Linked DNA regions of Mus musculus: region 2 is linked to region 1. Evidence: chromatin loops called from intact Hi-C (ENCODE). Cell type or tissue: heart. All regions are shown on one strand. Each heading gives the region's core, and the rest is flanking DNA. Links, peaks and the distances in the headings are about the cores only.

Region 1 (8,336 bases), core at 301-8,300:
ACAGAAGAGTGTCTCTCCAGATGGGTGCTAATCCTGACACAGTCCCAGGGCTATCATAGATACTAGGTACCTGTGCACTAGAAAGTAACCAAGAGATTAATTAATCAAATCATTGGCATGAGAGGCTGGATGTTCTTAATTGCTCCTATGACTTCCCAAGTGGAAGAGCTGCAACACGTGATAGAAGACAAGGAAGAGGTGAGCCAGGAACTTTAGTGAGAAGGGACAGGGAAGAGGGTGGGGAAGACGAACAGAGGCCAAGCCCAAGGGCAGTGGTGGATTTCTTGGATGAATGGGGAGGTGGGACTATGAAAACTGTGTTAAAAGTCTCCCACCCACAGCACTTTAGAGCTGGAAAGGTTGCCTGGACACCACAGAATTCCCCCACCCCTAAGCCCAGGTGACAGTAGATGGCCTGGGGGAACAGGAGTCCTGAGGCAGCACTGACAGCCATACCTGCTCCTGGCAGGGACCAATGCACAGGGGCCCACATCCTCCACCTGGCTCCTCAAGGCTGCTTCAGCAGGGAGCTGTTCCCATGAAGATTCCTGGAGGTGTGGCAGAAACAGAAACTCTGGAAAGGAGAAGAGCACACAGTGTAACTTCCTCTTCCCTCCCCCATACCCTCCCTCATTGCCATTCACCAGTTGCCCCTCTCTCCTCAGCCCCTTCCCCTGTCTCCAAGATTCTCCCCCATTAACACCTGGCCTGGCCAGGAAGCTGAGTTTTGCATGGGACCCTGCACTTTCTTGTCAGTGGTGGGTTCTGATCACAACCAGGGGCTCCTGCTTGGGACTCCAGTGACAAAAGGGCAGCATCACCCAGTGGCCTTCTCTGGCTGGAGCCATTCCCCATTGCTGCTCTGAGATGAGACCCTTGTCCCCGCTTGCCCCACCCCCACCCAGCTGGACAACAGTTGTGAAACTTGTGGCAGAGACTCAAGTCCCTTGTATAAAGTAATATTTGTGTATCCTGTATATGTTCTCCATGTGCACAACCTGACATTGCATGTAAACCTAACACAATGTAAATGGGAGTAGTTGTCAGATGATGCTGTTTGAGAATAATAACAAGACAAGTGTATACATGTTCAGATGCAATTTAAATATTTATTTGTTTTGTGCATGTGAGTGCACATGTGTGTGAGAGAATGAACATGCCATGGCATGTATGTAGAGGTCAGAGGCCAAGCTTGGGTGTCAGTCCCCATCTTTCATTTTATTTGGTGCAGGGTGTTTCTTGTTTATCTCTGTTCTGCATACTCTAGTCTCCTTCATCCAGAAAGTTCTGGAAGCTTCTATGTTTCCACCTTCAATCTTCCCTTAGGGTGCATCCAGCTTTCCATGGGTTCTGGCGATCTGAACTGAGGCTGTCAGGTTTTCATGGCAAGTGCTGTTACTAATCACCATCTCCCTAGCCTCAAAACGCAATTTAAAATGGTTTGCAGCCAGGCGTGGTGGCGCTTGCCTTTAATCCCAGCACTCGGGAGGCGGAGGCAGGCGGATTTCTGAGTTTGAAGCCAGCCTGGTCTACAAAGTGAGTTCCAGGACAGCCACGGCTATACAGAGAAACCCTGTCTCGAAAAACCAAAAACCAAACAAACAAACAAAAAAAACCCCCAAAAACAAAAAAACAAAACAAACAAACAAACAAACAAAAAAACAGAGCCCACAGGCATAGAGGCCCAATTGTACCCTGCTAGTCAGAGTCTAGTTACTGATGGACACACCTCGCTGACTATGCTTATGTATACTGCAGAACTCTGTTACTTAGATACTGGAGAACTTGAAAGGCAAATGAACAAAGAGAAGACATTGGAGTATTGTGCAGATCGCAATTAGGAGAAGCAGCTAACATCCTAAAAAGAAAGAAAAATGAAGAGGTTGGAAAGGAGCCATGAACAGAGATTGGAATAGCCAAGACCCAAACTGTAAGGGTGTTGTCCCCCGGAGAGGAGGAGCTACCTGTGGCTAGGGTGGAAGCTGTGTGCAGCTCCTGGGAGTGCAGCTAGTGTATGCAAGTGCTTCTTGAGGGGCTGATGAGTTTGGCTCTGGGAGTATTAAGAGAGTACTGGATGGGAGGGCCTGCTGCGCACGGCAGGAGAGTGTTCCCAAGTAAAGGCTGATAGGACCCAGAGGCCCATGGCCTTCCCTCCTTCATCAGCTCCAACCAGTCTAGAGAAGAGAGAAAGAAAGATGGAGTTGGGCATGGTAAAGATGAGCTTGCTAGCCAGTGACATCTGCTTTGCAGAGAGTTTGTTTTCTACATTAGCTAACGAATTAAGTTAATGTAGTGATGGAGTCCCACATGGTCCAGGCTGACCTCAAACTCACTATGTGGTCAGGCATGGCCTTGAGTTTCTAATCCTTTTGTTTTCACTTCCCAAGCCCTTAGTGTTACAGGCACGGGCCACCACATCCAGTTTCTACCAGGGACGGAACACAGGGTCTTGTAATGCTAGACAAACACTCTAGCAGCTGAGCCATATCCCCAGGCCCTGGAGTTAGTTTTGAATTTGGTTCGTTTGAAATCGTCAGGCATCTTACGTTTAGTGTTTTTCCTAGATATGGGAACTGGCTCATTCTTTAGTTTCTTGACAAGTTTCTGGATTGTTGTGGGCCAGTAATAGCTTGATAGGACTCTCATGAAAGCCACTTTAGGTGTAACCCAAGAAAGCAAGGTTGCCATGTTGACTCACAGGGTGCCAGCAGAAGGCTCACCGGTTAGGTCATCCCGGCCACATAGAGAGAGATATCTATCAAACTAAACCCCCCAAAACCATCATCACCACCAAGAAAACAAAAAGTGCTTCACTTTGCTTATAACGTGTCTTTGACTACATGACAGTCTTGGGGTTACTGCTGCGGTGATGAAAAAACCCTTACCAAAAGGCAACTTGGGGAGCAAAGTGATTATTTGGCTTCCACTTCTAAATCATTTCTCATCATTGAAGGAAGTCAGGACAAAGACTCAGAGAACCTGGAGGCAGGCGCTGATGCAGAGGCCATGGAGGCAGGAACTGATGCAGAGGCCATGGAGAGTGCTGCTTGCTGACTGGCCCAACATGGCTTGTGGCTTGCTGTTTAGCTCAGGTAATGTTGTAATAACCATCCTCCTGCCTCAGACTCCTGATCAGACTCCTGAATGCTACCGTTATAACTGTATGCTACTCATAACCAGGAGAAGGATCTTTAAGGCAGCTCCCGCTAGCTCAGTCAATGTCTCATTCAGACACTAGAACAGGCCCTGTGTTTGTATGTATGGCTTGCTACTTTTCTTTCCCACTAAATAAAAGAAGGAACCAAATGTTAAAACTTGGGAGACTTGGGGGCTGGAGAGATGGCTCAGTGGTTACGAGGATTAGCTGTTCTTCTGGAGGTCCAGAGTTCAATTCCCAGCAACCACATGGTAGCTCAGGACCATCTGTAATGAGATCTGATGCCCTCTTCTGGCATGCAGGTGTACATGCAGATAAAGCACTCACATACATAAAATAAGTAAATAAGAGAAATCTTTAAAGGGGCTAGAGACTATGGCTTAGCAGTTAAGAGCATTGACTGCTCTTCCAGAGGTCCTGAGTTCAATTCCCAGCAGCCACATAGTGGCTCACAACCATCTGTAATGGGATCTGATGCCCTCTTCTGATGTGTCTGGAGATAGCTACCTACACATATATTCGTATACACAAAATAAATAAATAAATCTTTAGCCGGGCAGTGGTGGTGCACACCTTTAATCCCAGCACTTGGGAGGCAGAGGCAGGCGGATTTCTGAGTTCGAGGCCAGCCTGGTCTACAGAGTGAGTTCCAGGACAGCCAGGACTGCACAGAGAAACCCTGTCTCGAAAAATCAAAACAAACAAACAAACAAATCTTTAAGGAAAAGCAAAAGCAAACAAACAAAAACCCTTAGGAGGGGGCTGGAGAGATGGCTCAGAGGTTAAGAGCACTGACTGCTCTTTCAGAGGTCCTGAGTTCAAATCCCAGCAACCACATGGTGGGTCACAACCATCTGTAATGAGATCTGATACCCTCTTATGGGGTGTCTGAAGACAGCTACAGTGTACTTACTTAAAGTAAATAAATTTTAAAAAATACATCTTAAAAAAATAAAAATAAAAAACAAAACAAAACAAAAACCCTTAGGAGACTTGCAAATGTCCTCTTATTGTGGCTTCATTCTGCCACCAAGTGGTCAAGAAGAGAAAAATCAGACCAGAGCAAAATTAATCTGTCATTATCATTTACCAAGTGCTTTCTGATTTGTGTGGTTAAACCTTTACCAAGGCTGGGCGTGGTGGCACACACCTTTAATCCCAGCACTCGGGAGGCAGAGGCAGGCGGATTTCTGAGTTCGAGGCCAGCCTGGTCTACAAAGTGAGTTCCAGGACAGCCAGGAGAAACCCTGTCTTAAAAAACAAACAAACAAACAAACAAACACAAACAAACAAACAAAAACAACCAACCAACCAACCAAAAAAAAAAAAAAATCCATCTTTACCACGCCTACTTAGAAGTTGACTACCTGATGTTTCCAAAGAAAACATCAATTTAGTATTCTAAACCCTAGGCTCCCAAACCAAAATTTCCAAAATACTTGTACTTGGTGCTATAAAGCATAGGTTGTAGAGTGAGAGGCTCTCAAGTTTTCATGCCCGGAAATCGCCTGCTGCGTCCTCTCCTCGCTCCTCCTGCTTTGTTTCATTTCTAAGTTTGAAGGCGTCGTCCATCACCGTGGGAAGGTCATGGTGGCCCGAGTGTGAGGCAGCTGGTCAGATTGCATCTACAGTCAGGAAAAGGGAACAGAGAGGGGACAATCTAGTGTTGCTCTTCCCTTGAACTCCTCACATTTATATCAGCACCTAGACCAGAAATAGCCTGAAGGCCTTGAGGGTCATGTCTTCCCCAATATGCTGAGCAAAATCATAAATAAAAATTGTTCCACTTAAGATCACAAATCCAAAAACAGAAAAATTATAAATTCTTGCTGTGTGGTAGTGGCACAGGCCTTTAATCCCATCACTCAGGACACAGAGGTAGGCAGGTCTCTGAGTTCAAGGTAAATCAGGTCTACAGAGTGAATTCCAAGAGAGCCAGGGCTACACAGATAAACCCTGTCTCAAAAAACAAAAAACAAAAACAAAACATAGATAGATAGATAGATAGATAGATAGATATTAAAACAAGCTAAAATAAAACAAAACCTGTCTCAAAAAACCAAAATAAATAAATCAGTTAAAAACAGTACCTCCAACAACAGCAACAAAACAACACACCCACGACAAAACCATAAATAATAAAATTTTGGAGCTGAGGGTCTATTTCACATATAGATTGCTTCTGTGTAAGGCACTGGGTTCTATCACACACACACACTTCCTCTCTCTCCCTCCCTGCCTCACACACACTTCCTCCCCCCCCCCCCAGGCACACATACACAGAATACATACACATTCTCTCTCTCTCTCTCTCTCTCTCTCTCTCTCTCTCTCTCTCTCTCTCTCTCTCTTTCTGACACACACACACACACACACACACACACACACACACGAGTGCATGCACATACACGCCCTCTCACTCCTGCTTTGAGGAACACAGCAGCATGGCAGAAAGTCTCCTGCACTCCCCATCAGCAGCTCTGTAACCATCCTTTCTGCAGTTGGTGAGAACCAAAGCTGAGCCTGGACCACAAGCTCAGTGCCCTTAGACCCAGCCACCCGAGTTGGAATGCAGCAGACATAGACTTGAGGTACAGACTAGCAGATCTCCTTGATATGAACCCAGTCACTCTTCAGTCACTAGGCCACCTGACTCATTCATTTGTCTTCTTCTTTTTAAAAACATAGTCTTCTGCTGGAGAGGATGGGGAGAGAGGAGCACACTCCTCCATTGCTGGTGGGAGTGCAAACTTGTACGGCCACTATGGAAATCAGAAAACTGGTAATCCATCTACCTCAAGACCCTGCTATACCACTTCTGGACATATACTCAAAGGATGCTCCATTCTACCAATGAGGTCACTTGCTCAACCATGTTCACAGCAGCTTTACTCACAATAGCCAGAAACTAGAAATAACCGAGATGTCCCTCAACCAGAGAATGGATACCGAAAATGTGGTACATTTACACAATGGAGTATTACCCAGCTATTAAAAAAAAAAACCAGATGAAACTAGAAAAAATTATCCTGAGTAAGGTAACCAAGACCTAGAAAGACAAACATGGTATGTGTACTGGCTAGTTTTGTGTCAACTTGACACAGCTGGAGTTATCACAGAGAAAGGAGCTTCAGTTGAGGAAATGCCTCCATGAGATCCAACTGTAAGGCATTTTCTCAATTAGTGATCAAGGGGGAAAGGCCCCTTGTGGGTGGGACCATCTCAGGGCTGGTAGTCTTGGTTCTATAAAAAAGTAGGCTGAGCAAGCCAGGTGAGGCAAGCCAGTAAAGAACATCCCTCCATGGCCTCTGCATCAGCTCCTGCTTCCTGACCTGCTTGAGTTCCAGTCCTGACTTCCTTGGTGATGAACAGCAGTATGGAAGTGTAAGCCGAATAAACCCTTTCCTCCCCAACTTGCTTCTTGGTCATGATGTTTGTGCAGGAATAGAAACCCTGACTAAGACAGTATGTATTCACTTATACATTGATATTAACTGTAAGTGAAGGATAATCATATTGCAATTCATAGACCCAGAAAGGCTAATGGAAAGTGTTTTAAAGGTGACACATAGAGCTCCCTGGGAATGGAAAATAGAAAAGGTTTTGCAGGTGGATTAGGGACAGATGGGGACAGGAGAGATCAGGTCACAGGAGTGGAAGGAGAGACTTTGGGGGAGAGGTGACCATTATTGGAGGCCACTTGGGGGATACTGTGAAAACGTAGTGCAGTAGAGACTCAAGGATTCCACAAGGGTGACCTTAGCAAGGACTCCCAGTAACAGAGGACATAGATTCTGAACCAGCCAACTTCTGTAACCAGCCAACTTCCAGTGGTGGGACTGGGACACCAACCCAGTCAGTCACCAAACCTTCAACCTACAATCTGTGCTGCCTGCATTTTGTGCTGGGGTAGTGGAGGCTTAGGACTTTTGGAAATGGCCAATCAATTACTGCTCTAATCTGAGGCCCACACCATGAGAGGGAGCCCATGTCCCACACTGACTGGATGACTGGAACTAGAGGCTGGAAAGCCTGGAGACCAAGGATAGAGAGGAAAAAACAATTAAAGATTCCTAATGGCTAAGCAGTGGTGGCACACCCCTTTAATCCCACCACTTGGGAGGCGAAGGCAGCCTGGCCTACAGAGTGAGTTCCAGGACAGCCAGGGCTACACAGAGAAACCATGTCTTTATCCCCTTCTCCCCCACCAAAAAAAGTTTCTTAATGATATTCTGTTATACTCATAAATGGGTCCCTGGCCCAGTCATCTCCAGAGAGACCTCTTCTGGCAGTTGATGGGAGCCGATACAGAGAAGCACAATGAAATTTTAGGTGGAGAGAGAGTCCAAATTGGAGATATGCATTTGGTCCCTTCCCTTGGAGCTTGGAGAAACCTCATTGAAGACAGGGAGAAAGAATGATAGAAGCCAGAGGGGTTGAGGACACCAGGAGAACATGGCCCACAGAATCAACTAAGCAGGTCTCTTAGGGGCTCACAGAGGCTGAAGCAGCATTCGCAGAACCTACATGGGTCTGCGCTAGGTCCTTGGTGTATATGCTGTGGCTGTTAGCTTGGTGTTTTGTGGAACTCCTAACAGTGGCTGTGGAGGGTGTGTCTGACCTTCTGGATGCTCTTAGGACCCTTTTCCTTCTACGGGGTTTCCTCACCCGGCCCAATGTGAGGGTTTGTGCCTAGATTTATTGCATTTTGTTATGCCATGTTCAGCTACTATCCCTGGGGGTCCAGCTCTTATCTGAAGGGAAAGGAGGAAGGGTCTGGGGGAGAAAGGAAGTAGGGGGTGGAGCCTGGGAGGAGCGGAGGGAGGGGAAACTTTGGTCGGTCAGGACATATTGTAGGAGAGAAGAATTTAAAAAAAAAGATTTATTTATTTATTTATTTATTTATTTATTTATTGTGAGTAAACTGTAGCTGTCTTCAGACACACCAGAAGAGGGCATTGGATCTCATTACAGATGGTTGTGAGCCACCATGTGGTTACTGGGAATTGAACTCAGGACCTCTGGAAGAGCAGTCAGTGCTCTTAACCACTGAGCCATCTCTCCAGCCCACAAGAGAATTTATATGCAACCATAGTCTTTGTCCTTTTGATTACAAGAGCAGAAGACATGGTAAAATGTCTCACTGATCAGCAGGGCCAGTGATAGCTCAGATAATAAA
Region 2 (8,336 bases), core at 263-8,262, 310 kb before region 1:
CTCAGTGTTTGTTCCCATCTACTTCAGGAGGAGACTTCTCTGATAATTGCTGAACAACGCACTGATCTATGAGCATAGCAGAATGTTCATTAGGAGTCTGTCTTTCTTTTTCCTTTTTCTTTTTCTGGAGCAGTAGTAATTGGTTTTACCCTAAGTCCCTGGGCTGTCTAGTCCCTGACTCTTGGTCACTCACACAGTGTCATATCTGTGATCCATCTCATGGAATGGACCTTAAGTCAAACCAGATACTGGTTGGTTACTCCCACAAGCTGTGTGCCACCATGCCCTAGCATATCTTGCAGGCAGGACACCGCTGTAGATCAGAGGGTTTGGGGTCGGTTGGTTTTACTTTTCTCTCTTGGTAGCATGTAGACGGCTTTCCTATACCAAAGACACTAGAACATAGGGGTGAAGGCTCTGTGTAGGCATCAGCCCAACTTCTCCATGTTCAATATGTGTGTTGTCTTCGGTAAAAGACCCTTGCTGTCAGTTGTAGAGAACAACCTAGAGTCTTGGCAACAGCCTGAATTCTTTAGGGGTTTCCATAGGACCCCTTTGACCAACAACTCAATTTGATATCACACAATCCCAAGCTTCATTTGATGACAAGAGATTTGACAACTTTATTTAGGTCATGTATATGCATATAATATATTTTATATATTCCATATATATGTATATTGTTTTTCAACTCATCTACTGATGGACATCTAGAATGTTTCCAGATTCTGGTTTGGATGACCAGAGAGAGTGTCTCTATGGTAGGATGAAGCATCCTTTGGGTATATGCCTGACAGTGGTATAGCAGGATTCTGAGATAGATTGATTCCCATACTTCTAACGAGTCACCACACTGATTTCCATAGTGACTGTAAAAGTCTGTTCTCCCCCCAGTAATGGACGAGCGCTTGACACATCCTCTCCAGCAGGAGCTGTTACTTGTTTTGTCATTCTGACTGGTGAGATGAAGTCTCAAAGTAGTTTTGATATGTATTTCCCTGATGACTAAGGATGTTGAACATTTCTTTTCTTAGATTTATTTATGAAACAGGAGTTTTGCCTGCATGTACATCTACATACCAGAAGAGGCTTTCAGGTCCCATGGGACAATAGTTACAGACAGTTCTGAGCTGCCAGGTGGGTCCTGGGGATTGAACTCAGAACCTCTGGAAGAACAGTCAGTACTCTTACTGCTGAGCCATCCCTCCATCCCTGTTGAGCATTTCTTTGTTTCTCTTCCATTTGAGTTTCTTCTTTTGAGAATTCTCTGTTTAGCTCTGTAGCCTGTTTTTTTGTTTGTTTGTTTTTTGTTTTTTTTTTAAATCGGGTTGTTTGTTGTCTTGATTTGTCTTGATATCTGGTTTTCTGGGTAGTTGATAAAAATCTTTTCCCATCTGTAGGCAGCCACTTTGTTCAAATGACGGTGTCCTTTGTCATGCAGCAGCTTCTCAATGTCACGAAGTCCCATTAACTGTTGTTCTTAGTCCCTATGCTATCAGTGTTTCATCCAGAAAGGAGTTTTCTATGTCAATGAGTTCAAGGCTATTCCTCACTTTCTCTTCTACAAGGTTCAGTGTATATGGTTTTATTTTAAGGTCTTTGCTCCATTTGGAGTTGAGTTTTGTGCAGGGTGGTAAGTATAGATCTATATGGATTCTTCTACATGCAGCCATCCAGTTTGAACAGCACCATTTATTGAAGATGCTATCTTTTTTCCCCTGTGTATTTCTAGGTTCTTTGTCAAAAAAAGATAGGTGTCCATACATATGTGAATTTGTGACTGGATCTTCTGCTTGGTTCCATCAGTCTATGTGTCTGATACTGTGTCAACAGCACGCTGCTTCTATTACTACAGCTCTCTAGTACAGCTTGAGACTGCAGATGGTGAGACCTCCAGCAGTGACTTGATTATTCAGGATTGTTTGTGCTATCCTGGGTTCTTTTAGGTTTCCATATGAAACTGAAATTTTCCCTTTCAATTTCTGTGAAGAATTGTATTGGATTTTTGGTAGGGACTGCATTGATCTGTAGATTGCTTTGGATAGGATGGCCCTTTTTACTGTATTAATTCTGCTGATCCATGAGCACCTTTCTGACATTTTCTTCAAACACTGCAACCCCTTAACATCTCAAGGCCTGTCGTACCCTGCCCCCTCCTCAAGCCCCAGGCCTCCCCTTGACTTTGTTTCCCCTCCCCTTGACTTCATTGTTGTTTCACTTGTGTTTCTGGTGTTGGTGTGTGTGTTTGTGTGTGTGTGTGTGTGTGTGTGTGGCTTTCCACAAATCATTCTTGTACACATAAAAGTAGATTGCAATTTTATTTTATTTTATTTTACTATTAGTCCTTAGATGGCTGTGTGGATCCAGAAGGAATGGAGGTCAGGAGGAAGTGGGAGGTATAGGGGCAGGGAAAACTGTCATCAGAATATATTGTATGAAAAAAAATATTTCCATAAAAGAAAAAATAATGAAATAAATAAACAAAACAAATAGATTGCAGTAGTTATTTGCCAGGTAGTTATTGTTATTGTTTCTGTTTGTTGGTTGGTTGGTTGGTTTTGTTTTTGCTTTCTTTATTCTTCTGCCAGGAACACTTGACCCTCAATATTACCAGGTAAATAAAGGAAGAAAAACACCCAGGAAAAGAGACATAACAGGCTGAGGTGCTGGCTCAGTAGATAAAGTTCTTGTTGTGAAAGCAGGACGATCCAAGTGCTGATTTTTAACACCCACATAAAGGCCAGGTGGGTATGTCAGGCTGCCTTGTAACCACAGTACTCAAAAGTGAAAGATGGAATTCCTGGAGAACGCTGGCTAGCGAGATTAGCTCATTCGCTGAGCTTGAGTTTCAGGTGAGACACCCCACACACACACACCTGCCTTAATATATAAGATAGAAGAGGAAGACTTCACAACCATGTACACACATACATGCACATGCATGTGTGCCCACATGTGTGAGCATGCAAACAGGCATAGATGATAAATGTCCCTCTATATTCTATTTTTGGAATAGGATGTTGTATGACCTCACCACACAGTAACTGATCCTGTCTTTGCACGCTCTGGTAAGTACCGGAGCACCTACTGCTGCATCTTGTGCCAAATTCCTTCTGATAAGATGATAGAAACCAGAATGAGGTGGAACTGAGCCTCCTCCTGTAAACAAAAGCTATCTCACAGGAGCGTTCCTTCCAGTTGAGTCATGTGACCTCCTAACCTTCTAGATGTAATTTGAACAAGCAGGCATCCTGAAATTCTAGCTGCCTGGGGGCCAGTTGATTTAGAAAGAAATCAACCATTCAGAAGGTTATAACCACCGCAGGCCACAAGGGGGCAGCAGTTTCTGCTCTTACTTCAGGAACTTGGACAACCATAATTAGGAGTTGGGCAGAAAGTATAAATTACAGTGCATTTTAGTGAAAATAAGAACTATAGCTGCAAGCAGCAGCATGGAAGACCCTCACAACATGCTGCCAGATATAACACACACACGCACACACACACACACACACACACACACACACACACACATTATAAATATACCACCCTATTCAAACAAAGGACTCAAAGAATTAAAATTTCCCCCAGGAATGCCATCCATGCTGGGTGGGGCGGGTGGTGGTGGCGGACAACAGCCTGGCAGGGGAAGGATTCATAATCAGAAGGCGTTCACACTGTTCTTTAATAAACATGTGTGCATTTCCTGGTGTCTGTCTGTCTTTTCTGTCTCTCTCACACTCACATCTTTTACATCAAACTGTAACACTGCTGCTAAAATAAGGGAAATTGGGGCCCCCTTTAGTGGGTCTTGGTCTCTTTGATAAAAAGAATTTTAAAAACAGTCAGATTGAGACACGCTGACTCCGTGGCAGGCTTCAAGCTGGCTTCAAACAGGAGACTAGGCCTAAATTTCTGTTTCCAAGACCCGGGCAAGTCCAGACCTCAGAAGCTACCCTGCCGTTGGCCCTGAGGTAAGGACACGGTCAGCATCACTTTCCAGATGTCCTCGGGAACAGTTTTCAGACTTCCCCAGCAATGGTTCTGGAATGTCCCCAGAGATAGAGCCAAGAGATAGAGGTTACCTACCTACACCTCCCCGGGACTCCCTGATGTACTTTAAATTGGGCCTGCAAACTCACATGGGCATCCCCACATTGGAACAGGAGACTCCAGCATTCTGGACTTCTGCAGAATAAAACACTCTTTGCTTTTATATACTATTTGAGTCCTGGGTATCATTCTTTGGTGAATCATGGACCTTTATGAGATAAAAATGTCAGGACAATTTTATTAGAATTTAGAAGGAAAATCATAAGGTAGCAAGTTGGAAATCTTGCCCAGAGGAGAATGGAGAAGGGCACAGCCATGCTGTTTGAATTAAACAGATATGGAGCTCAGACACAGGGAGGGCAAGCGACCACCTGGCAGGAAGCAAAGCATTAGAAAAGTAAAGCCCAGACCATTAGGAAAAGCATGCTTAGAGAGGGGGCAGGAAGAAGAAAAGCAAAGTCACGCTTGTGTGAGTAACTCAGACTTATAGAGCTGTATGGCTGCACTGTGAAGGAGACCGTGCTGGGGTGGGGTGGGGGTGGGGGGTGTCTGGGAAGAAAACATGCCTTGCCTCAGTAAAGGGATAATTATTGGCTTAGGGTGGGCCAATTCTTCCTGAGGGATAGATCCTTGGCCAGGTGACCAACCTGCCCCTGAATTAACTCTTAGTGGGGGAGACAGTGCAGGAAGTGGAGGGAACAAAGAATCCTGGCGCTTTCTCCCACTCTCACTCACTCTCATTTGGCAAACCTACAAACACCTCCACCTCCCTTCCTCCTTGATTTCCCAGCAGCCACAATCTGTAATGGCTTGCTTCCTTGTGAGACTAGGAGAAGGAAAGAAGAGGTTAAGGAAATAAGAAGAACGCCTGTGGGCGTTGGTATTTGAGGAGGACAGTGAAGACCTTGTAGAGTGAAGACCTTGTCAACGTGACTGATTCATTACTGGGGGAAGGTGGTATTGTAGATAAGGGAAAGAACAGCCAGCGGCATCTGGGGGAGTCAGTAATGGCTGCCTTTCTGGGACAGAGAGAGTAGCACAGAGAGCAGGAAGGGGGAGCAGCAGCCTGGTTATTGCCAGGGCTGCAGGAGTAGGGAAGAGCATGAAGATAGTGGGAGACTCTTGCTGGTTACTATGTGTTATGTGGAAGAGGAAGAAGGGGAGGAGGGGGAAGGGGAGGAGGAGGAGGAGGAGGAGGAGGAGGAGGAGGAGGAGGAGGAGGAGGAGGAGGAGGGGGAGGGCAGTTATCTGGAACAGCTGGAATCTAGCACAGGGCTCTGATCTGTTGGTGGCTTGTTTGAGTAAATAGAGGACTAGATGCTGGCTCTGGATTTTGGGGGACCGAGGGGGACTGTAGTAGCAGAGGAAAAAGTATTAGCTAACAGAAACTCACTTTACAAGGTTTCTGAAGAATGCTAAGTGCTTACTGGGTCGGAATTCAGCCTGAGCTGAGCCCAAATTGTCTTTTTGGAGGTTGGGGCTTGACAGCACACACTTATAATCACAGCACATAGGAGGCAAAGACAGAGGATTAAGAGCACAAGGCCAGCCTTGACAATGTACTAAGTTCAAGGCCAACCTGGTTTCTGTCAGGCTGTTAGGAGGCATGGAAGACCACTCGGGCACAGGTTCAAGACAACAGAATTAGCCAACCACCGACTATACTGGGTGTTTGGGACCCAAGTACAGACCTGAACTTTTCTCAGGGTGAGCTTTTAAGCACAAAAGCCATAAACTGGGCTGACACACCTCAGTCAACAAGAACAGCTAGCCAGAAGCAGAACTACAGATGCCGAAAAACAAGGTTAGTACATCTAGAGACATTTCCAGAACTATGGACATTGATGGATTAGGTCTTTGTTTTTGTTTTGGTGGATGTTGCTACCTACAGGCTGCGTTCCAAAGCCTGAATGATGCTTCCATCATGGCGTCAGTTGGGTTAAGGCATACAAAGTTCTAGGGCCTTTACATTCCCAACTTGGAGGCATTAGTCAAACCATGGACTCATCTGGGGTCAGAGGTTATATCAACTCCTTAGCACTAGTAGTTTAACTGAATTTATTTTCTATTTTACATAGCCGTGGTGGTTTGAAAGAAAACAGCTTCCTATAGGCTCACGGAGAACTGTGCTAATAGGAGGTGTGGCCTTGCTGGAGTGGGTGTGGCCATGTTGGAAGAAGTGCATCACTAAGGGCTGGACTTTGAGGTCTCAGAAGCTCAAGCCTGCCTGGTGGCTTACCACTCACTTCCTTTTGCCTATTGGTCCAGATGCAGAGCTCTCCACTCCTTCTCTAGCATCTTATCTGTCTATGCACAACCACGGTGAAAATGGGCTAAACCTCTGAATATGTAAGCCAGCCCCAAGTAAATGTTTTTCTTTATAAGAGTTGCTGTGGCCATGACATCTCTTCACAGCAATAGAACCTAACTAAGGCAGTAGCTAAGTAGGCAGTTGAGCAAGCAGCATCCTACAGAGCTAGGAACAGAAGGATGAACTCGGCTGGGTGTGATGGGAAATTTGCTGCTGTGGGGGTGTTGAGAAACACAGGTTATTGGCTCTTTCCATGTTGGCTTCAGGCTTGGATCAGGACTCTCTTTACCCATGCAAGGTCACCCAGCTCAGACAGACAAAAGTGCAGCCTCTCACACCACCTGATGAATATCCTCTGTGTCTGCTGCAGAGCCCATGAGGACTTGAGGATGAAATGGTTAGTAATTTTTGCCTAATGAACCTTTCCATACTAAGGTCCATATGGCCCTTAGGAGGTGTGATGGTTTAAATATGCTTGGCCCATGGGAAGTGGCACTATAAGGAGGTGTGGCCTTATTGGAGGAGGTATGACCTTCTTAGAGGAAGTGTGTCACTGTAGAAGCAGGGTTTTGAGGTCACATATGTATGTTTAAGTCTGGCCAGTGGAATCAGCCCCCTCCTGGCTGCATGCAGAAAAGTTTCCTCCTGGCTGCCTTTGGATCAAGATGTAGAACTTTCAACTCCTCCAGCCCCACATCTGCCTGGACACTGCCATACTCTTCTAACCTTGATGATAATGGACTAGACCTCTGAAACTGTAAGCCAGTCTCAATTAAACACCTACCTGTTGGAGTAGATGTGTCACTGTAGGTGTGGGCTTTAAGACCCTCATCCTAGCTGCCCAGAAGCCAGTATTCTGCTAGCAGCCTTCAAATGAAGATGTAGAACTCTCAGCTCCCCCTCCACCATGCCTGCCTGGATGCTACCGTGTCCCTGCCTTAATGATAATGGACTGAATCTCAAATTTAAGCCAGCCCCAATTAAATGTCCTTATACGAGTTGCCTTAGTCATGGTGTCTGTTCTCAGCAATAAAACCCTAACTAAGACACTCTCTCAGGTGTCTGCTTCAATAAAACATCCTCTCACAAGACAGCTTCCAGAAAAGTATCACTTAACACAATTGAGTTTCCAAAGAAACCAGAAATTTCCACTAAAATCCACTGCAAAGGGCACCAAAAGGGAAATCCCCAGAGGCCCAAGTGAACAAGGCAGTAGACTTGCCACCCAGAAGGTGACCCTAGAACCAGAAGGAACCTTCCCAGATCTTGGTTCCACCACTTGAATCTGAATTGCTTCAGAGCCCAATCTATCCACAAAGAAGCCAAGTGGACAACAAGAGAAGGAGCCAAACAGGAGGCAAATGGTGGTCATTTTTGCCAGATGAGAGACCCATACTCCCTGCTGCTATCAGAACACAGATGGTCACCAAACCCTACCCTGCAACTTGTCTTAGGGCAACTAAAACTGCTGAGTTACTCAGGTCCAGATATTACAATAAATTTGGGTTTTCCTGTTCTTGGGGTGTGACAGTGGCTCAGCCCTCACAGGAAAAGTTTCCCACGGATAGGTTCTAAATGTTGAGTGTAAAACTACTTTGTACTTAGAAGCCATGAAGTTCAGTATAGATAAACTAAACATGTTGGCGAGACCAGTAAAAGTTGGGTCAACCTATTACCTTTTGCCCTCCTGTCTTATTTAGGGGTTCGTTGTTGTGTAGAGACACCATGGCCAAGGCAACTCTTATAAGGACATTTAATTGGGGCTGGCTTAAATTTGAGATTCAGTCCATTATCATTAAGGCAGGGACACAGTGGCATCCAGGCACTGGTGCAGAGGGAGCTGAGAGTTCTACATCTTCATTTGAAGGCTGCTAGCAGAACACTGGCTTCTGGACAGCTAGGATGAGGGTCTTAAAGCCCACACCTACAGTGGCACACCTACTCCAACAGGGCCACACCTTCTAATACAACA

The links. Hi-C counts contacts between places; a loop is a spot of excess contacts. Peaks named below come from ENCODE experiments on the same cell type or tissue, not always from the same donor. Only the 100,000 strongest peaks of a DNase experiment are listed, where the experiment ranks them.
Region 2: it touches region 1 in a loop (7-fold over the local background); 8 of 42 quality-filtered maps call a loop at or near these places.

What each region holds. Positions count from the first base shown.
Region 1 is chr16:23,083,798-23,092,133 of GRCm38, reverse strand. No RefSeq gene overlaps it. Among named protein-coding and RNA genes, the nearest start is that of Gm30693, 15 kb to the left of the region's middle. In heart, for the core only: CTCF peaks have their summits at 3,460 (motif pointing left) and 4,190 (motif pointing left); no DNase peak of the experiment used is centred there.
Region 2 is chr16:23,398,388-23,406,723 of GRCm38, reverse strand. No RefSeq gene overlaps it. Among named protein-coding and RNA genes, the nearest start is that of Rtp1, 27 kb to the left of the region's middle. In heart, for the core only: a CTCF peak has its summit at 3,316 (motif pointing right); a DNase peak (open chromatin) is centred at 3,313; H3K27ac peaks cover 651 bases.